Linked DNA regions of Homo sapiens: region 1 is linked to region 2. The links are chromatin loops, found by intact Hi-C in ENCODE. Cell type or tissue: Calu3. All regions are shown on one strand. Links, peaks and the distances in the headings refer to the core of each region. The heading gives the core; the rest is flanking DNA.

Evidence for each region. Peaks named below come from ENCODE experiments on the same cell type or tissue, not always from the same donor. Only the 100,000 strongest peaks of a DNase experiment are listed, where the experiment ranks them.
Region 1: a loop joins it to region 2, with 14 times the contacts of the local background. A loop is called at or near these places in 3 of 110 quality-filtered maps.

Annotation. Positions count from the first base shown.
Region 1 is chrX:10,250,784-10,259,122 of GRCh38, forward strand. No RefSeq gene overlaps it. Among named protein-coding and RNA genes, the nearest start is that of CLCN4, 98 kb to the left of the region's middle. In Calu3, for the core only: a CTCF peak has its summit at 4,182 (motif pointing right); a DNase peak (open chromatin) is centred at 4,118.
Region 2 is chrX:10,323,398-10,331,736 of GRCh38, forward strand. No RefSeq gene overlaps it. Among named protein-coding and RNA genes, the nearest start is that of CLCN4, 170 kb to the left of the region's middle. In Calu3, for the core only: no CTCF peak of the experiment used is centred there; DNase peaks (open chromatin) are centred at 3,424 and 4,514.

The DNA.
Region 1 (8,339 bases), core at 183-8,182, 73 kb before region 2:
TGAAGTCCTTGCCCATGCCTATGTCCTGAATAGTATTGCCTAGGTTTTCTTCTAGGGTTTTTATGGTTTTAGGTCTAACATTTAAGTCTTTAATCCATCTTGAATTAATTTTTGTATAAGGTGTAAGGAAGGGATCCAGTTTCAGCTTTCTCCATATGGCTAGCCAGTTTTCCCAGCACTATTTATTAAATAGGGAATCCTTTCCCCATTGCTTGTTTTTCTCAGGTTTGTCAAAGATCAGATAGTTGTAGATATGTGGCATTATTTCTGAGGGCTCTGTTCTGTTCCATTGGTCTATATCTCTGTTTTGGTACCAGTACCATGCTGTTTTGGTTACTGTAGCCTTGTAGTATAGTTTGAAGTCAGGTAGTGTGATGCCTCCAGCTTTGTTCTTTTGGCTTAGGATTGACTTGCGGGCTCTTTTTTGGTTCCATATGAACTTTAAAGTAGTTGTTTCCAATTCTGTGAAGAAAGGCATTGGTAGCTTGATGGGGATGGCATTGAATCTACAAATTACCTTGGGCAGTATGGCCATTTTCATGATATTGATTCTTCCTACCCACGAGCATGGAATGTTCTTCCATTTGTTTGTATCCTCTTTTATTTCATTGAGCAGTGGTTTGTAGTTCTCCTTGAAGAGGTCCTTCACATCCCTTGTAAGTTGGATTCCTAGGTATTTTATTTTCTTTGAAGCAGTTGTGAATGGGAGTTCACTCATGATTTGGCTCTCTGTTTGTCTGTTATTGGTGTATAAGAATGCTTGTGATTTTTGTATGTTGATTTTGTATCCTGACACTTTGCTGAAGTTGCTTATCAGCTTGAGGAGATTTTGGGCTGAGACGATGGGGTTTTCTAGATATACAATCATGTCATCTGCAAACAGGGACAATTTGACTTCCTCTTTTCCTAATTGAATACCCTCTATTTCCTTCTCCTGCCTGACTGCCCTGGCCAGAACTTCCAACACTATGTTGAATAGGAGTGGTGAGAGAGGGCATCCCTGTCTTGTGTCAGTTTTCAAAGGGAATGCTTCCAGTTTCTGCCCATTCAGTATGATATTGGCTGTGGGTTTGTCATAGATAGCTCTTATTACTTTGAGATACGTCCCATCAATACCTAATTTATTGAGAGTTTTTAGCATGAAGGGTTGTTGAATTTTGTCAAAGGCCTTTTCTGCATCTATTGAGATAATCATGTGGTTTTTGTCATTGGTTCTGTTTATATGCTGGATTACATTTATTGATTTGCGTTTGTTGAACCAGCCTTGCATCCCAGGGATGAAGCCCACTTGATCATAGTGGATAAGCTTTTTGATGTGCTGCTGGATTCGGTTTGCCAGTATTTTATTGAGGATTTTTGCATCGATGTTCATCAAGGATATTGGTCTAAAATTCTCTTTTTTTGTTGTGTCTCTGCCAGGCTTTGGTATCAGGATGATGCTGGCCTCATAAAATGAGTTAGGGAGGATTCCCTCTTTTTCTGTTGATTGGAATAGTTTCAGAGGGAATGGTACCAGCTCCTCTTTGTACGTCTGGTAGAATTCGGCTGTGAATCCATCTGGTCCTGGACTTCTTTTGGTTGGTAAGCTATTAATTATTGCCTCAATTTCAGAGCCTGTTATTGGTCTATTCAGAGATTCAACTTCTTCCTGGTTTAGTCTTGGGAGGATGTATGTGTCGAGGAATTTATCCATTTCTTCTAGGTTTTCTAGTTTATTTGCATAGAGGTGTTTATAGTATTCTCTGATGGTAGTTTGTATTTCTGTGGCATCAGTGGTGATATCCCCTTTATCATTTTTAATTGTGTCTATTTGATTCTTCTCTCTTTTCTTCTTTATTAGTCTTGCTAGTGGCCTATCAGTTTTGTTGATCTTTTCAAAAACACCTTTGTTTTTAACTCATAAGATCCATTCAGACTTCTGCCTTCTGGAACTATGAGATAATAAATCTTTGATGTTTTAAGCCGCTAAATTTGTGGTAATTTGTTACAGCAGTGATACGAAACTAATACAACCACTATTCACATTTTTAAAAATTACATATTTTTGACTTGTGTTTTGGAGATCCAATGTCATTGTGATGTTTAGCTGTCCTTTTTGCTTTCAGAAATCAGCTTTGTGGACTACTGTAACCAAATCAAGGTCAGAGTTGGCTACTCTCTGAGGCTTTCTGTCATGAATCTGCTGGCGGCCTCTCAGGGCAGAGACCCTGACCTCGCATGTAGGTAGGTTATCTATTGCTGGGAGTGAGATCTGTGTTGATGGCATTTGCTGACTGTAGTTCAGTTATTTCTGGATTAACTTCTGCTTTTGATTACCCACACTATTTTTTTGTGTGGATAATCCTTTATCCAAATAATCAAAAATTCAATGCCCAAACATGCTCCATTTTGGGGCACTTGGAATCCAAAGGTTTTGTAGCTCTGCTCCTCTGGTAGTGCCTTCAAAGCATAAATCTTTAATGTTCTCACTAGATTGGTTGGCTAATTCATGAATGTTCTTCATTCTGGGTAATAAGAGCAAATATTTCCTGAACACTTTACTATGCCAGTCAAACTCTAGGCTGAGCCTGTTTGATGTTCATTACATTTTGAATACTCACTCTAAGCTGAGCACACCATGGCTACCCCCATTTTACAGATGAGAACATGAGGGCTGGAAAGGTTTTGTGGCTTGAGCATGCTCACACAGCTAGTGCAAGGCAGAGCTCTGCTCTGAAGCCAGGCAGCCTGATTCTCAAGCTCACACTTCTACCCAGCAACAGCACTGCTACACTCTTTTTGGAAGTGGCCCAAGTTCACTTCCAGAAACAGAGGTAAAGTTAACATCTTGCTTTAACTGGTAGTGGAAGAGGCCAAGAGTCAGGAGGCAGAAGCAATGCCTTTGTTGCACTTTCTCCGTGGCACACGCTTGTGTGACAGGAGGGACTCCCAGTGCGTGTGATGGTCACTAGTTTCTATTTCTAGGACATTGGTCTCACCTCCTACCTCACAAAAAAGTGAAGACAATCATTCTCTTAATGTTTTGTGATCAAAATGGATTAAAAAGGGTTCCTGCTGTGTCTAGTGGTGGTTTACAGAGAATGTCTGTGTCAACAAAATGTCTGCATCAACAAAAAAGAAAGTTCCTAGTCGTTTCTGCATTTCATCTCCCTCAGTTTGGTTGCATTTCCCATTTGCCTCACACGTCAATGGTATTCACCTACTGTTCAATTTGTAGGATGGCTGGGCAGCCTTCACAGAGCTCCAGAATTCCTTCCTTTCAGATTGGAGGGCATAGTGCTCACACAGTGGTTCTCAATCAGGAGCGATTTTGTTCCTCGGGGGACATTTGGCAATATCTGGAGACATTTTTGATTGTCACAACTGGGGTAGGACGCGACTGGTATCTAGTAGGTTGTATTCGTTTCCTGATGTTGTATGTATCAAACTACCACAAACTTGGTGGCTTAAAATAACAGAAATTTATTATCTCACAATTCTGGAGGCCAGAAATCTGAAAAGAAGATATCAGCAGGGTTGGTCCCTTCTGGAGACTCTGAGGGAGAATCCTTTCTGTGCCTCTCTCCTAGGTCTGGCTGGTCACTCGCGGTCATTGACATTCCATGGCTTATAGCAGCAGCACTCCAGTCTCTGTCTCTGACTTCACACGGCCTTCCCCTCTGTGTCTTTGCATCTCAAATCATCCTCTCATTTCTCTCACATGGACACCTGTCATTGGATTTAGGACCCACCCTAAATCCAGCATAATCTCATCCTGAGGTCCTTAACTTGATGACGTCTGCAAAGACATGCTATTTCCAAATAAGGTTACATTCACAGGTACTGGGGTTTAGGTCTTGGACGTATCTTTTCAGAGGACGCTATTCAGTCTGCTACATGAGTAGAGGCCAGGGAGGCTGAGATACATCTGACAGCACAGGACAGCCCTCTCACAAAGAGGCTGAGAAACTCTGCTCGAGTGAGAAATTTGATTGCCACAGAGAATACCTTTCCCTGTACTTCAAGCCCTTCAGCCAGCTGTGGTGTGCAGTGTGACCCAGTGCGGGCAATGCAGTCAGATGCCAGCTATTACCTCCTTTTTTTTTTCAAGTGTGAACAATCATTTCCAATGATTGGAGGCCATTTGTGCCCAGTAGGTGGCATTCAAATACCCCACATAACCAAGCCTGGTGTGCAGATGACACAACAGGTAAGAAATGAATGCAACTTGCAGAAGTTTGTGGATTCAGTTATGTAAATCTATAGTTTGCATCTTTCTCTTAAATGCATGTTACGAACCTCTGATTTCCCAACATAGGCCCTCAGGGCTTTCTCCTTCTCCAGCCTCCTCCTCACCTTAATGATTACTCTATTTGGATCCAGTGTTTTATGGGAATTTATACCAGGGGTCCTGAACTTTTCCTGCAAAGAGCCAGATAGTAAATATTTCGGGTTTTGCAGGCCAAAAGGCAAAACTGAGAATACCATGTGAATTCTGAGATAACGAGAGAGAAGTCCTGTGGCTCCCTGCCCCATTTGATTAGGGTGGCTGGTCCTGGATGGCAGGCAGCTTTCTGCCCAGGTGCCATCTACTGCAGACTTTCTCTAGGGGAAAAGTGACCGCCCTTTGAATCTGAACCATAGGCTCTGGGAGGAAGGGGGAGGGCCTGGATCTGGGGAAGGATCGCTACCATGATCTGTTTCGCTCTCTGCCCTGGTGACATTCTGGTGCACCCTTCTCTCCTTTTGGAGAACTGGGCCATCTGAACTTGGGCAGTTGACTGAAGGGTCCTGGACTGCTTGAAGCCCAGCAGTCGCCCACAGCAGAGACCTCACTGTGTAGGCGGTGTCCAGTGTGGGCCCTGATCAGTGCCACTGGCCTGGGAGGCAGGTTGTGGGAACAGAGGGGGAAATAGGGGGCAGAGGGTGATGCTCTGGCTGGTCTCCCCACTAACAGTGGCAGCTTGCTCCAGCAAGGTCTGTGGGCCACACAAACCCAGGTGGTGGGATGGATTTGGCCCACGGGCCATAATTTGCCAGCCTCTGGTTTGATTGTATGGCAGATACTCAATTAGTCCTTTTCAGCTTGAGAAACTGTGTATAACTCATTTGCAAATGTTGCAAATGAGTTGAAATGATGTTGAAAGCAGTAAGAACCATTTGACACCTCTGTGCTAAGCTAGTCCATAGGTTTTTTTTTTTTTTAATTTACCGATTAATACGTCAAGGCTTAGAAAAATGGGCACTGCCAAGCTTCTCTTTGCAAATTAACATGCGGACCAAAGAGATATCCAGGATCAGGGAGCTGAAACGAATGTTTTTGCCCTTTGCATCTTGAAGTTTAGCTCCTCTACTCCTCCACACCCCCAACCATCTTACTGGAGTACACAGTCCTGCAAAATGCAAGCACCAGGGATCCGATTCTATTTATTCTTGTGATACATAGTTCAGTTTTGGCAAACTAATGTTTTGGGAACAGTGACCAATGAATTTGTCTTGTCTTTTATGATATAATCTTCAAAGACAAATATTAGAAGCAGTATGTTTAGAAAGAATTAGAAGAGCAGTGAACTCCAACATCCAAAGTTTCAAATGTCGTGACTGTGTGCTGCCTATGCTAACTGTCTGGCATTTGCAATATGGATGCTTTGCTTAAGACAAAATGCTTTCCTAGTCAAAGCCCCAGAAAATTGTCTGCTATCACAGTATTGACTGCTGTCTGTCAGCAAGTATTTTTTCCTTGCTTAGAAACTTCATCAAAATGCCTTCTCAAAAATCAGCTGTCACCTCCCCTTCTATTCAGCTAACCTCACACTGTATCCTCCTTGGGATGCACACTTACTAATCCTCTTGAAGCCAAGTTAGACCAGGTTTGTGGGACGTCAGCTCTTGCCCTCTCCCTTTGGAAATCCCTCCTGATGCAATTTGAGCTGAAGACATTTCCAGAGTCCTTCATTGTGTGCAAATTCCAAATGAAATAGATTTCAGGTCTGTCACTCTGCCATGGAAGTAATCAATAGCCACCAGAAACGGATATTTTTAATGAAGAAATGGAAAATCTAGGATAACAAATGAGAGATTTGAGTCTAGGAGAGGGCAGAAAATGAGTTTTAGGCTCCGAAACCATGTTCCTGCCTCAGTCAAAAATAGCCTTTAGTGATCTGATTGGCACTGACAAAAGAGCTATCTCAGAGGGAAGATGCATGCCTATCTTGTGGCTGAAGATGCTGAAATGGCTCACTTGTACCTCCAGATCCAGATTCTTGCCAATGCCCAGACAGATGGGGGTCCCTGTGTGAGGAAAGGAGCACTCAGTGTGGGTCCTGCTACCTCCTGAATCCTTTTCCACCTTCTGTGGCACCTGCTATTTTGCTGCTGAGGTTTCTTCTGGGCCTATATGACATGCCCGTAATTTTGAGGTAAGTGACAATGAGCATTGCCCTCCTCCTACCCATAAATATGGGCTTGCAGGGCTCCAGCCTTGGCCTTCTCATCTGTACAAGCTCTGTCTGCTACCTTAGCCAGGGTCTTGGTTTTGACCATCCCTCCCCAGTCTCTGACCTTGGTCTATCTCCAGAACTCCAGATTGGCTTCTTTAACTTCCTGTTTGGATGCAGCTGAAGATCCCTCAGGCACTTCAAACTCAGTGTGCCATTTACAAGAGACACACTTTAGATTCAAAGCCACCGAAAGGTTGAAAGATTTCATATCTGGAGGCGATTTGGCATCTCCAGGGAGATTTGGCATCCCCATACCTGTGGGATGAGATGGATGAGGAGGAGTCAATTATGATACTTCATCTTACTAGAGCTAACTGGGAGGGTAGAGGGATGTTGGAAAGGTAGAAGTGGTGGTGGACCGTCATGGAGGTATGATGGTGACTTAGAAGAGGAAAATGGAGTTGTGTTGATAAGTTCTTTTTTGGTTGCAAATCACAAAGACTTAAATTAGCTTAAACACACACACACACACACTCCAAACCACCCCTCCCCCCACACACACACCAAAGGAAAAAAAAACTTTATAACTTTGTTGGCTCAAGGAACTGGGAAGTCCAAAGAAGTAGTTTGAAGAACAGCTGGATCCAGGTATTCAAACAGTGCTGTCATAGACTGGGTTCCCCCATCAAGGAGGCTGAGACAAAGGCTCGTGTGAGGGTAGTTTATTTGGGAGCAGCACGGGAAAGGGAATGCAAGAGACCTAAGAGAAGGATGCAAAAATGAGTTGGCTGGCACCATGGGAAACTGGAGCTCAACGCCATATGGGATCTTCAGGAGAGCCTTATAGAACCCATCTCAGGACTGCCCTTCTTGGTGACAAAGGGGGAAGCATTTATTCATCAGCTCTGTCCCTCATTCATCAAGTGTGGCCCCCTGGGTATTGGCACCCCTCATATGGATGGGTTGCACAGGTGAGTGCTGAGCCAGTTCAACAGGTGTCTTATGAGAGAGAAGCTACAGAGTAGAAAATGAACTCATTGCAGTCTCAGAGGAGTCTCAGGGTGGAAAACATTGTCAGGTTGCACCTGCATGAGGCTGGTCAAAGCCTACATGGAACTGGTGTCAGTAGCAGTTGGTGGAGTCAGGGCAGAGGCCAAGAGGATTTGAAGTGGCCCATAGGTGTCTTATCCGTAACCAGCAGGTCTCTATTTTCTTGTCTCTTGTTCCATCTCTTGATTCTGCTTGCCTCAGCCTGATTCTTAGAAAGGTATATCCACATGGTGACAAGACATCCCCAAGAAGCTCCAAGTTATATGGTCCTTAGAGTTACTGCAGAGAAAGAGACCTTGGCCACCCCATGCCTAATGTTCAAAATTGATTTGGATTGACCTATCCTGGGGTATGTGCTCAGTCTGTGGGAAAGAAAGGGGGTCTTAACTCCTTGCCCTGTTAGAATTACATGAATTTGAGAGTGGAGCTACTTCCCAGTGGAAGGGTGGCTGGTCACGGCAGATGTGAAGATATGATGCTTAGATCCTTTCTCAAGCTTCAAGAAAAAATCTTGCTGCTAAGCTTTGAGGAGTGTATTTCATTCGCTCTATTAGCTTTAGAGCCAAGGACATGCACTTCTTAGAGCAGTCGCTGGCCAAGGACTGAACAAGACAATAAAGGCTCTAGCCATTTCTGCCCAATGTGAGACTCCTCTAAGGGTAATCTTTACTCTAGAGCTCCCTGTTGGGTTGATGGAGAAGTTGCCAGGTCAACATCACAGTCTGGAAGCTTCCTCTGCCCAATTCTTCCTCAGGTGTTACTCTCCAACATACATGTTGCATTTCTAACTCCATCTCTGTGCGTGCTTCTTGGAGAACCCAGCTGACACACGGGCAGATGAAGAAATAACCAATGTTCTCTCAAGGGATA
Region 2 (8,339 bases), core at 203-8,202:
TATCACACAGTATTGGGGAACTCAAGTAGATCATGGCAGTCTCTATAAATTGAGGAAACAGAGATCAGAGTTCAGGAAGATTGGGCAGCTAAAATTTGCAGAGCAGAGTACTGGAGAGGAGAGAACTTGCAGAGACAGAGCTCTAGAAATATCCATGGACTCCTTGAAGTTTTGGCTCAACTGCATACACGTAGGATGAGATTCCATAAGAACCACTACTAGAGAGTGGTAAGCTGCACAATTCTCAGAGTTCACATGGGGCTGACCAACCTGAGTGGAGAGACCTCACAAAACACGTGGGCATTCAGTAGAGACCTAAAAGTGCTGAGCATGTGATTGAGACCTCTTCTTAGTAGTAGATAAAAACTGGCCCTAGACAAACCTAAACCCACCATAATAAAATTTAAAACCAAGCCTCGGAAGCATCGAACAGATTAACATATAATCACATGCTAAATAAAAACTCAACATTCTTTAAAAGAAGACAACAAAATCTGGAAAACAATGTAAAACTCATAATGTCTGGGATCTATTACAAAATTACAAAAAATGCAAATAACATTTAAATATGACCCATAATCAGGCAAAAACTCAGTTCATAGATACAAGCCCCAAAATGACGGAGATGATGTAATAAGCAGAAGACAAGGACTTTAAAACATAGTTATTATAAATATGGTGAGCAATTTCATAATGAACATAATGAGGAGAAAAATGGAAGATATAACAAGAGCAAAATTGAACTTCCGTAGATGAGAAATATGATTTCAAAATTCTCTTGGATGGCTTAATAGCAGGTTAGACACTGCAGAGGAAAATATCAGAGAACCTGAAGACATAGCAATAAAACCATTCAAACTACAGCACACAGAGGAAAAAGGGCTGAAAAAAGAAAATGGAACTTCAGTGACCAGTGGGACAATATTAAATAGTCTAGCATATGGACAGTTGGAGTCCCAGAAAGAGAGGGAGGCAGGAAAAATACTGGAAGAAATAATGTCCCCAAATTTTCTGTATTTAATGAAAACTATATATTCAAAGAATCTCAACAAAACCCAACCAGGGGAAACACAAAGGAAATCATATCAACGCATATCATAATCGACTTTCTGAAAACCAGTAATAAAGAAAAAATTAAAGAAGCAGATAGGGCAAAAAGACATGTTATATATAGGAAATGTTGTAAGAATAACTGCTGACCTCTCAACAGAAACAACAGAAGCCAGAAGAAAAGGCACATCTTACAGGGCTTAAAGAAAAATTGGTCAATCTAGAATTCTATATTAATGAAAATATACTTCAAAAAAAAGTGAAATGATAATCTTTCAGACAAACAAAAGCTGAGAGAATTTGTTGCCAGCAAGTCTGTCCTACAAGAAATCTTAAAGGATGTTCTTCAGGCTGAAGAAAAATAATACCAGATGGAAATGTGGATCTACACAAAAGAATGAACAGCACAGGGTGTGGTGAATATTTGCGTAAATACAAAATAGGCTTTCTCCTTTGAAAAAAAAAAACCACAGTTCTGTAACAGATAATTGACCGTTTAAAGAAAAAAAAAGTAATGTATTGCAAGTCAAGTTGTCTCCTACATAGAAATAAAATGTATGGCAGCATCAGCACAAGAACAGGAAGGGGGACCCAGAAGGCTCCTGTGTGAATGTTGGCACACTATCTGTGAAGTGTCTTGATGGTATTTAAAGTGGAGTGGGACAAGTGAAAGATGCATATTACAAACCCAAGAGTAACCACTAAAAAACTAAAAGAGGAATGACTAATAAGCTCACTGTGGAGATAAAGTGAGGCAGGAAAAGAAAAAAAAATAACAAATTGAGACAAATAGAAAATAAATAGAAATCTAGTTAGATTTAAACCCAACCATATTTATGATCCCATTAAGTGAAATGGTCTAAATATTCCAATTAAAAGGCAAAGATTGCCAGACTAGATAAGAGATGCACTTTAAATATATTATAAAAACAGGATTTTAACATGAAAGGTGCAAAAGCTGCCACATAGTGTGTGAAATAAAAACCCAAAATTTGGGAGAAGATACTTGAACCTCAAGAAATTGAAGAAGGATTATTATCCAGTGTATAAAAATAACTCCTATACGTGAATAAGAAAGAGGTAAATAATCCAATAGAAACAAAAGAGAAAATATTTATGGAAGAACTTCACAGAAGAAAAACCAACCAACATATGAACATATGCCAACTGTATCATAATCGGGAAGTACAAATTAATCTAGGACAGAACAATTTTAATTTAATATATACCTACGAGATTTTAAGAAGTGGAGCAATAATGCACTTCTGCACTGTTGGTGGTGCTGTAAACTTGATCATTTTCTTGGGAAAATATGTTTGCATTATCTCAAAAACTTGAAGATACACATGCTCTATGACTCAGAAGTTCCATCCTAAAGTACAATCCCTTGAGAGATTCTTGGGCTTGTATATCAAGAGACATGAACATGAATTAAAAAGCAGTATATTTATAACAGCAATAAAACTGGTTACAACCTAAACATCCATCAACATTGCACAGATAAATAAAGTTGCAATATATTCACACAATAGGAGACTATACTACAATAAAAATTAATAAACTAAAACTACACTCAACAGCATACATGAATTTTAGGAACATAGTATTAACAAAAGTAAATTGTAGAATCATACATTAGGATGATTGTGTTTAATTTTCAAAAAATTCCTCTCATACATGACTCATACAATTATGGGAGGAATGTGTAGAAGGAAAAATTATTCAATTCACAAAAGAGAACCAGCAGGATGGCAAAGCTGCTTCTAAGACCACTTGAGGAACAGAGATTTATGTAGTCGCGAGAAGGCTGAAATGCATTTGCAAAGTTAAGAGACAAAACTGGTTATATCCCACAGGGCAATAAAATAATAACCTTTGGGGTTATCTTCTCTACCCAGCAGAAATACATTTCATCTATACTGGAAAAAAAATGTGCAAGTCAACATGTAACTTTCCAGAGCCTGGGCCCTGGTCAATAGTAGATAAAGAGAATTATAGTCATCTAGAGAATTTAATGCTCCTTGATTAGCCTGTTGGGTAATGTTCCAGTATGGCATTGAAAGGACACGAGGTCAGTTGTAAGTTGTGTGTACATTTTTCTTAACAATTAAGTTTATAAGAATTTCAAAAAACTTAAAACCAAACAATATTTTCACAAATACAAGTGATAAAAACTACAAGCAAGAAATGACAAACACAAAATTCAGAATAGGATTTACCTCTAGAGCAGTGGTTCTCAACTAGGGGTGATTTTGGTTCCTGTGGACATTTGGCAATATCTGGAGACTACTGTGGACATTTGGCAATATCTGGAGACTACTGTGGACATTTGGCAATGTCTGGTTACTACTGGGGGAGAGGGTGCTACTGACATCTAGTGGGTAGAAGCCAGGGACGACGCTGATGAACATTTGACAATGCACAGGACAGCCTGTACAGCAAAGAATTATCTGGTCTCAAAGATTAGTAGTGCTGAGGTTAAGAAACCTTGAGAAAGGGAGTGAATTTGGGGTGAGGCACATAGGGAACAAAATAATGGTAACATTCATTTTCTGAAATTGATTCAGTGATGCAAACACATGAATGTATTTTGAAATGATTTTAAAAACATGTAGTTTTTTAAAATTTCTACTCAATAATTAATAAACACAATAAAGAAGAAAATGGGACTGGATGCGGTGGCTCACGCCTGTAATCTCAGCACTTTGGGAGGCCAACGTGGGAGGACTCCTTGAGCCCAGAAATTTGAGACTAGCCTGGACAACATAGACCCCATCTCCACAAAAAATACAAAAATTAGCAAGATGTGGTGGCACATGCCTGTAGTCCCAACTACTCGGTAGGCTGAGGTGAGAGGATTGCTTGAGCCCAGGAGGTCAAGGCTGTAGTAAGCTTTGTTCACGCCATTGCACTTCGGCTTGGGTGACAGAGTAAGAACCTGTCTCAAATAAATAAGAAGAAAATGTTGGGTCAACAGAACTTTGGACTCCTTGGACATGCAGGTTGGGGATGAACTTTCTGTTTTGAGCAATTGGATAAATGGTGGTACCATTTAAGACTACGCTTTTTTTTCCTAAAAGAAAAGGCTGCTCAGAACCTATTTCTAGACACTTAGCATTTTATTGAGACGGAAAAACAGCTCTTCACAATTAGAAATATTGTGAAGATGACCGTAAATGCAGACTGCATTTGTGAACTACGACAAACCTACTAACTTTGAGATTTGTGAGTCAATGTCGTTTTAAATCCTGCTGGCCATGAGTCACTGTTTCACCTTCCCTTGGGGAGAGTCAAAAGAGTAAATCCAGCAGTGAGGCCGAGACCTTTTAGCACTGGAAACATCAAATGAGCAGAGGCCCCCAAGATGTCACAGCTCAGGCGCCCGTTAGCTGGCTTCAATGCCCTCCCGGAGCTAGCTGGCAGCATGAGTCAGCGTCAACTAGAGGATGGAGGCAGGTGAAAGCAATTCCCAGTAAGCCCAAAGCCCAGACCAATCAGATTCTCCAGGGGGTGGGCCTAGGGCATTTCTGGCTTCATTCTGAACTCCCACATAAGTTCGTGGTTACCCTGGGCTTTAAATGAATGAAAATCAAGTTTTCTGTGATTACAAACAAATGCTATATTTGGTGCCACAGGTGCAGAGAGCTGAAGGTCTGCTATGTGTATCTTATACTGGAATGAACCGGAGGAGACAGAATGAGATATGGAATTTAGGGAAACGTGATCTTTTTTACTTTTGGATTATGCTCTGATTTCCCCCTTAACCATGTAGTTGAATTTTCACACATGATAACAATAATTTTTCTTGCAGCAGATGGGGCCTTTTATGAAAGGGGTTTGCACCTTATTTTATCTTTCATAAGTCTAAAAATTATACGTAAAAACCCCAAATGTGAGCAGCTCACCTAAACTCTGCCAACCCTTTGTGTTTTTAAACAGCCAACCCGGAGGCAGTGGGACTAGTCAAGTCTTAAAAATGTGTAATGACCCTCATTACAGAAATTTGAAATGCTGTCCAATCTCAACCCAAATTTTTTTTGGGGAAAAAGTCTGCCCAATGCTAGGTTTGGGCACAGCAGGATGATACGCTGTGAGTCCAAAGGCCAAGCCAACAGCAGCTCCACGAAGGTAGAGCTCGCTCACGGTTCATTCCATTTAAAACATGTGCCATATTTGAAAATGGGATCCCTACCTGAGTACACTCCCCTGGTAAAGATAACAGCTGTGGCCTTCATCTAATAGGATTGTTTTCCTGGATTTCAGCAGAGTTTTGAAAGTCTCAATATATAAAAGATGAAAAAGAGGGAAAGATCCCTTTCAGAAGTAGCCATCATGCTTGGGAAAATTCTTGGGTCACAGAATGGCAGAGACTGAAAAGTTTTCTACCCTGAATTTGAAGGACAGGAATGTATGTAATGAAAGACTGGGTATTAAAAGAATTCTGTCCCACCCGTTAAGTCCCTGTGTGATCCTGAAATTTTCTCCTCCTTGCTCTTGATCCACTTTCCTATTTTGTGAGATAAGTGTTTCAGACCTGTAATCTCTGGGGTCCCTTCCATCTGTAGCACTCCATGATTCTAACAGCTAATGAAGTTTCATCTGCCAGAATATTCTTTCTTCTCCCACTTTGCTTGCGTTTTAGGGTTCATATGAAGCTATAAAAATTGTATCTATAAGGCTTACTGCCTATAAATTTTGCTGTTAGCCCAATGTATGTGAAGTGGCTCAAATGAATTTTGGCAAATTTTGGTGTGGGTCATTGGACCTCAGAGATGGGAAGTGGTGATGGAAATGGAAGAAATGAAGGGAGATTTAGCCCCTTCTTTGGGTTTGTTTAAAGGCCAGTCAGTGCACAGAGAAAATGATGGATGAATAGGACAGACCTTACCCAGACTTCACAGAGAAAGACAAGACTGGGCGTGTACTTGGTGCTGGGCAGAGGACAGCAAAACCACTCCATGAATGTCTGGTTTGTGGGAAGCGAGCATGGCTGAAATTTATCATAGTCCAGTTGTATTGCTTATCTATTGCTGTGTTTGTGTCTCGTGGCATGGCTTAACTGGGTCCACTGCAAGGCTGTATCAGAGTGGTGGCCAGGGAGGTCGGGGCCTCCCAGGTGCAGGTGGGGGTTCTTCCCAGCTCATTCAGGTTGTTGGCAGCATGCAGTTCCCAGCAAGTTGCTGAGCTGAGGGCCCCAGTTTCTCCCAGGCCGATGGCCACTTAGCCACATGGTTCTGTCCACAGGCAGCTCGCAACATGGCAGCTTGCTTTTTCAAAGCCAGCAAAGAGAGAGGGAGATGCCAAGGAGACGGGCACTCTGTCAGGTACAGGTAATCATGTCCCTCCTATCACCTTTGCCATAATGAATCTAACCACTCTATAAGAGGCAAGTTGCAAGTCCTACCTACACTCAATCAGAGGGAGTTACACAAGAGCGTGGACACTGGGGCCGAGGCAGGGGGGAACGGGGAGCCACACTAGAGCCCATCTGCCACACCAGCTACTCCCAGGGTGGTCCCTGATAATTAATTATGTAATCAAGCCACTAATCCACTAAACAGACATCCACTGGGCATTTATCATAGATTGGCCCTGTGCTGGGTGCTAGAGCACACAAAGAAAAAGAGCCATGGTCCCTGTTGCGGGAGTACCCAGATGAGGGGGGGATGCCAGCTTCCTCCCACACTTCAGTTCTGCTGTTCTGTGGGTGACTGCGGTGACATTGCAGCTGCAGCTGTGCTGAGCCTATGTTTGGCACTCTCCTCCACTCGGGACTGCTAGGCTGGCTGGGAGCTCCTCAGCCTTCAGAGTGTGTTGTCTCAATGGCCTCCAAAGCTCGCAGCTCCTCCTCTTGGTCACCTGTGGCCGGGCTGCCCCTGCTCGGCCCTGACTCACTTCCCAGGAGCCAGAGGGCCCTCCCCGGAGTCCATCCAGCCCCTTCTCAGAGCTCTTTTCCAGAACCTCTGCTGGTGTGGTAGGTCAGGCTGTGGGGTGGGGATGCTGCATGTTCCTCAAGGTTTCTCTAGACCCAATCCATCCACCTTTGCAAGTAAGTCACACCCCTTCTCAGAAGATGTGGAATCTGAGATGATTCACGTGAAGGTGATTTTGAGGAAAAACCTATAGGTCAGGGGAGACATGGTACTAGGTTGTGGGGACTAGTGAGGGTGCGGCATCAAACCAAGCCCCATGGAGGGAAGCTCTGGAGACAGAGGAGTTATATTCAGGGCAAGGGACCTGGGGACATTAATTAATTGCCCCATTTCACATATTGCTCTAACACTGTATTTAAATTTCCCCTTAGTATGAGTTCTAACTTAGTCTTTAGAATTTCGATTGAGAACAGGTTTGTCAGTCTCATCACTATTGACATTTGGGGCCGAATCATTCTCTGTGGTGAGGGTCATCCTGTGCACTGCAGGATGTTTGGCAGCATCCCCGGGATCCACAAACTAGATGTAAGGAGCACCCCCTTCTAGTTGTGACAACCAAAAATGTTTCCAGACATTGCCAATTGTCCCCGCGGGGGCTGGGGGTGGGGACAAAATTGCCTCTGGTTGAGGACCACTGCTTGAGACTGAAAACCCTGCTAAACCTGGACTCTATGTTTCTTGCATGGCACTGCAAGTGATCAGGAAGGGGCAAGCATTGCAGGTTTCCCGTCTCCATTATTGAACTAGAAACTTCTTGAGGGTACACCTTGTCTGCCTCAAATAGTGCCCATACTGGTTGCAAAAAAGGTAAAAAATTAAAGGAAACCCCTTCCTATCAAATACAATTTTAATCAGAATCATCTAGTCAGTGATATTGTACATCTAGATGCCTTAGATGCTTGTTGTTGAGTACCAGTTTCTGCAGCAAAAGAGAGAAGGCTCCACCCCACACAAGTCTCCACTGGGTACTAAAGAGTCCACCGCCTGTCTCCAGAAATAGTAAATGATGAGATCTTGAAGGAAGAGAATCGACTACCTATTTAGTCACAACCTGAAACAATATGAATGGAAAGATAAGCCAGATGGAGACTTTTTCAACTCCTGTCTATAAACATTATCATTTTTACTGTGGTTGCTCTCCCTCTTCCCATCGTGTATACCCTCTGCAAATAGAAAAAGGAGAGGTGGAAACTTCTCCCTCCCTCCCTTCCTTTCTTCCTCTTCCTCTTCACCCACCCTCCCCACACACACTTCTTCCTTTTCCTTTGATTCTGTTTTGCTGAATTATATGTTTAAATTTTTGCCCATAGAATGAATGCTAAGGTCACAGATGGGTTCAGGAAACTTAAACAGAAT